Regions from separate parts of the Homo sapiens genome. Here region 2 is linked to region 1. A link is a loop called in an ENCODE intact Hi-C map of the cell type or tissue named here. Cell type or tissue: PC-9. All regions are shown on one strand. Region 1 has its middle 12 kb from the start of LBHD2. Region 2 overlaps CDC42BPB (CDC42 binding protein kinase beta).

Region 1 (2,500 bases):
TGAGTGTATGATCTGCCCCTGGCTCAGACAAGGGAGGTGGTGGACTGGCCATGGCAGCTGTCCAGACTTGATATCACCCTGAACGTCCCCAAACCTCCCTCCCTCCACTCTTGCTTCGCCCTGACCAGAGATGGAGGGTGGTGCTGGGAATAGGAGGTAGGTGAGTGCCTGTCCTGGCCAACAGCAGAGGCCCTCGAGGGAAACTGCACCGCAGGTGTCACTCTAGAGCCCACAGCGGGGGCTGTCAACCTGGAGTGTGCAGCAGAATCGCCTACAGCCCTCTGGCCCAGCCCCAGTGACTCTGGGTGAGTGGGTCTGGGGTGCATTTCAAACAAGTTTCCAGGCGCTGCTGCCGCCAGTCCTATCTGGAGACGACTCTCTGAGAAGCACAAGGTGGCCAGAGGGACAGGAGTGTCCTCAGACCGCCTCTCCCAGAGAGTGGGCCTCCTCAGTCCGCACCCCAGACAGGATATGCCAGCCTTGAAGCCTCTGTGGACATCTCCATGCTCAGGGGCGATGCCCGGCCTCTGCCAACCACGCCAGCTTAGATGAAGTCCAGGCACCTCCCTCAGTTCACCGTGTGCCCCTGAGCGAGTCTCTCGCCCACTCTGAGCCTCAGTTTCCTTATCTGCACAGTGAGGAGGGGAGCAAGGCCACGTGCAGCTATTTGAGCAGGTGAGAGGGAAGCGCTGGGCACACAGAGGCTGTTGAGATGAGTGCTCTTGTTTGTTTGTTTGTTTGCTTGTTTGTTTGTTTTTGAGACAGAGTCTCGCTCTGTTGCCAGGCTGGAGTGCAAAGGTGTGACCTCGGCTCACTGCAACCTCCGCCTCTCAAGTTCCAGCAATTCTCCTGCCTCAGCCTCCCGAGTAGCTGGGAACTACAGGTGTGTGCCACCACGCCCAGCTAATTTTTGAATTTTTAGTAGAGACGGGGTTTCACCATGTTGGCCAGGATGGTCTCAAACTCCTGACCTCAGGTGATCTGCCCACCTCAGCCTCCCAAAGTGCTGGGATTACAGGCGTGAGCCACTGTGCCCGGCCTTTTTTAAAGGAAGTTTACGAATTTGTGTTGGGCTGTATCCAAAGTCATCCTGAGCCCCGTTCGGCCGCGGCAGGTTGGACAGGCTTGATGTGCAGTGTTTGCAGCCATGACTGAATCCTTAGTACCTCCTAACGGCCCTCTCCATCTGCCCCTCCTTGAGTTCCTGGCCCAGCCTCCACACCCGCCCCACCCGGGCGTGAGTAATTCCCTCAGGTCGTGCTGTGGGCTCTGGGAAGGGAAATCCTAGATCAGAGGCTCCAAAGGGCCTGGATGGAGGCCCAGGAGCCCCGCTTTATCCCCAAGGCAGTGAGGACCCAGGCAGGCTTCTGGGCAGGAGAGAAGCCTGCTTCGCCAGCCTCGGGAAAGATGCCTCGGGCGGCCCAGGGAAGCTGGGCGAGGCCGCTGGGGAGGGGAGCGCAGTGGCACTCAGACGGGTTGCGCAGGCGGCGCTGGTCAGTGCCTCCAGCCTCTCACCTTGCGTCATGTCATCGGCTGCTGCCTGTTAGCACCACAGAAGGCTGTCTGTACGTTCTGTCCCCAGTGTGACTGCGGGCTGCACCCGCAACCTCCGTGAAGCCTCACGAGGATGACAATAGAGGCTCCTCTTCCCCTTTCGGGAGACTTTGTGACCTCCAGCTCCTCCTCCCCTTTCAGGGGAGGCACTGGAGGTCACGGAGGTCACAGAGTCAGTGGGTGAGCCCTCTCCCCGACCCACAGGGCGTCTCAGGTGGGCCCTGCTGGCTTCACTGCTCTTCAATGCAGGGAACATTCCTGGCTGCAGTGGGGCGTTGCCCTGAAGGACATTTGCGAGGGGATCATGAGGGCAGGGCTTGTGGCCAGGGCTAGACCAGGGTGCCTAGAAGCAACAGGCAGCAGGCTCAGAAAGGACAGCGTAGGCCGGGCAGCGCCGCCAGCCCTGGGGCTGGGAGAGAACAGGCTGGCCCCACCCTCGGCTGGAAGGAAGAAGTGAAGGCCGCAGAGACTGGAACACAGAGCAGACAGCGTCGCTGACTCTTGGCTGTCTGGACAGGACAGTGACTTCTGGCCGGGGTCACTGCCCGGCGCCATGCAGCAGGGAAGGAGCCAGGAGACCGACACCCTCTACTGTCTCCTCCCTCCCTCCCGGCCTCCATCAGGACTTGCAGGAGCTGACACCAAGTGCAAACCAGACGACCCAGGCCGATGGCGCCCACACAGGTGGCCTCCCAGACACACAGCCAGGAGAGAGGTGGCAGTGGCCCTGGGGACATTGGAAGACGTGGTACATGGGTGGTGACAGCCGTGCTGCTGCCAGCTCCTTCCTGCACCAGCCCTGGTGGTCCCCCTCATTGGGCTCTTTCCAAATAGACCCACCTAGACTTACCCTAATTTGAGGGTGCCAGCTCTTTCCTACTGGGACCCTGGTTGACAGGAAAGTTTTAAGCCTGCATGCAGGGCCACTGGCCCACAGTCCAGCTTT
Region 2 (2,500 bases), 99 kb after region 1:
ACGCAGCGGCTGCGGGGGCTGGAGAAGCAGCACCGCGTGGTCCGGCAGGAGAAGGAGGAGCTGCACAAGGTAGGTGGCTCAGTTTGGGGTGAGAAAGGCTTACGGGACTTTGCAGAATTCTGTAAGGTCACGTTCATGCCGATGATGGAAGACCTCTTGGGACTCCTGCCCATGGGCTGTCCCTGCTGCATGCAGGACGCCAGGGCCAAGCCTGGCCCCGGGGCCCCTGCCACGCCTGCCTGCTGCACAGCCCCCGCGTCGGCTGGCAGAGCTTGGCTCCCAGTGGCAGGTGCCTTCCACCCCCTTGCCCCCAGCGGTTATCCACCTCGCAATCAGCCTCTCCAGTCTCCACTTCAGACCCACAGAGAAAGCAGCACCCCACTGCATTCTAAAGCGAGGAAAGATGTCGATAGGGCATGGTGGCCGTGCACAGGGCATGGTGGCCGTCCACAGGGCATGGTGGCTGTGCATAGGGCATGGTGGCTGTGGCAACACACGCTGCGTCCCGAGCCAGGCCCTCCCCTTCTCTCCACCAGGCCTCTGCTCTTAGAAGGGGACCCTTAGTAATGACAGGGAACTGCAGCAGAGACCCTGTGTTAAAATCTGGGTGATTTCCCCCCATAATTCGTTTATAAATTTCATTTTTAGTAATATATGGGAAACTTTTATGCTCAGGTGTCAGCATGTTACTAACACAATTATATGCGTGTTTTCTAAAATACATTCATTGATACATGTTATTCTTGAACCTGTAGTTTGTGATCTGTTCTCTAAAATGTGCCAGGTATCAAACCCAGATTGTTTCTTAAGATAATCTGTGGGTCATCCACGTGAGTGATTTGTCTAGAAGTGCAGTGTGGGGCACATGGCATCTCATTGCTTGACAGGGTCATAGTACCTCCCAGCGGGCCCAGAGAGGCCTGGGGAGGCCTCCCCTTCACGTGTGGGAGCTGCCCTGCCAGCTTGCTCAGGGTCTTGTCACTTCCATCTCAGACCAGCAGGTGTGACAGTGACTGAACTGCCAGATAGTTGACCAGATTGGCTGCAGGGAGGTCAGGGTCATCAGCGTGGTGAGTGCAGAGTGACAGCCAGTATCCGCACATCAGTCTGCATTGAAGGGCAGGCTGTCCAGCGATTGTTTTTATACAGTTCTTCACTGTGACTTCACCTTCAGCACTTTGTGTCATATGTGTTCTTTTTGATTTTGCTTATGTTTAAGTAACTAGATTGAGTGCCCAAATGCTTCATTCAGCTTTGCGGCTGTGCAGGTGACACTGGGCAGAGGCTGACATTACGGAGCGTCCTCCTGTAAGCACGCTGCCCCCATGTGGTTGTGGGGCTTTTTTTTTTTTTTTTTTTTTTTTTTTTTTTTTTTTTTTTTTTTTTTTTTTTTTTTGAGGCAGAGTCTTGCTCTGTCGCCCAGCCTGGAGTGCAGTGGCACAATCTCGGCTCACTGCAACCTCTGCCTCCCAGGTTCACACCGTTCTCCTGCCTCAGCTTCCCAAGTAGCTGGGACTACAGGCACCCACCACCACGCCCAGCTAATTTTTTTGTATTTTTAATAGAGACGGGGTTTCACTGTGTTAGCCAGGATGGTCTCGATCTCCTGACCTCAGGTGACCCGCCCACCTTGGCCTCCAAAAGTGCTGGGGTTACAGGTGTGAGCCACTGTGCCCGGCCTGTGGGGCCTTTCTTGGTGTGCAGTTGGTCTCAGCACCTGAGCCCAGGCGGCCTTCCCATTGCCTGTGTGGCTGGCACGAGACAGAGCACAGGTCTTTTTCCAAGCAGCTCAGATCTGTGGCTCTAATCTGTAACCAGCATTGGCTGTCGCTTTTAACTCCTCAATATCATGGAAGACCGAACCTCCAGCCTTCCAAGCCTTTGTTAGGCAAACGTAAAACATCTATAATTGTTTTTGTTCAGCAACTGGTTGAAGCCTCAGAGCGGTTGAAATCCCAGGCCAAGGAACTCAAAGATGCCCATCAGCAGCGAAAGCTGGCCCTGCAGGAGTTCTCGGAGCTGAACGAGCGCATGGCAGAGCTCCGTGCCCAGAAGCAGAAGGTGTCCCGGCAGCTGCGAGACAAGGAGGAGGAGATGGAGGTGGCCACGCAGAAGGTGGACGCCATGCGGCAGGAAATGCGGAGAGCTGAGAAGCTCAGGAAAGAGGTAGCTGTGGAGATGGTTCAGGGATGGTATCGACTGGACATTTGTGTGACTTTTATAAAACGTCTTTGAAATCTTGGGCTGCATTACTGTAAAAGGGGTCAGAAATTTTCTGTGGAGCCAAGTAAGTTGATCGGCCGAGCATTTATTTTGTTGTTCTCATTCCTCAATATTGGTGAAATTACAATAAGGTTCTTGTGGTGCTGATTTTCTTTAATTCCCTTTTAAGTAAATAGAGGGTGTTTATGCTGTGCTGTGATGCAGCCTGGCTTATGTGAATAAGACACCTGCAGTCCACACAGGGCAGGTGGCAGTAGAAAGGCAAATCACGGGCCGG

The links. Hi-C counts contacts between places; a loop is a spot of excess contacts. Peaks named below come from ENCODE experiments on the same cell type or tissue, not always from the same donor. Only the 100,000 strongest peaks of a DNase experiment are listed, where the experiment ranks them.
Region 2: it touches region 1 in a loop (6-fold over the local background); 3 of 110 quality-filtered maps call a loop at or near these places.

The regions. Positions count from the first base shown.
Region 1 is chr14:103,070,787-103,073,286 of GRCh38, reverse strand. No RefSeq gene overlaps it. Among named protein-coding and RNA genes, the nearest start is that of LBHD2, 12 kb to the left of the region's middle. In PC-9, no CTCF peak of the experiment used is centred here; a DNase peak (open chromatin) is centred at 1,486; H3K27ac peaks cover 832 bases.
Region 2 is chr14:102,971,585-102,974,084 of GRCh38, reverse strand. It overlaps CDC42BPB (CDC42 binding protein kinase beta), which reads left to right. Exons shown (of 37, transcript NM_006035.4): 12 at 1-69; 13 at 1,924-2,166. Among named protein-coding and RNA genes, the nearest start is that of AMN, 50 kb to the right of the region's middle. In PC-9, a CTCF peak has its summit at 1,306 (motif pointing left); a DNase peak (open chromatin) is centred at 1,282.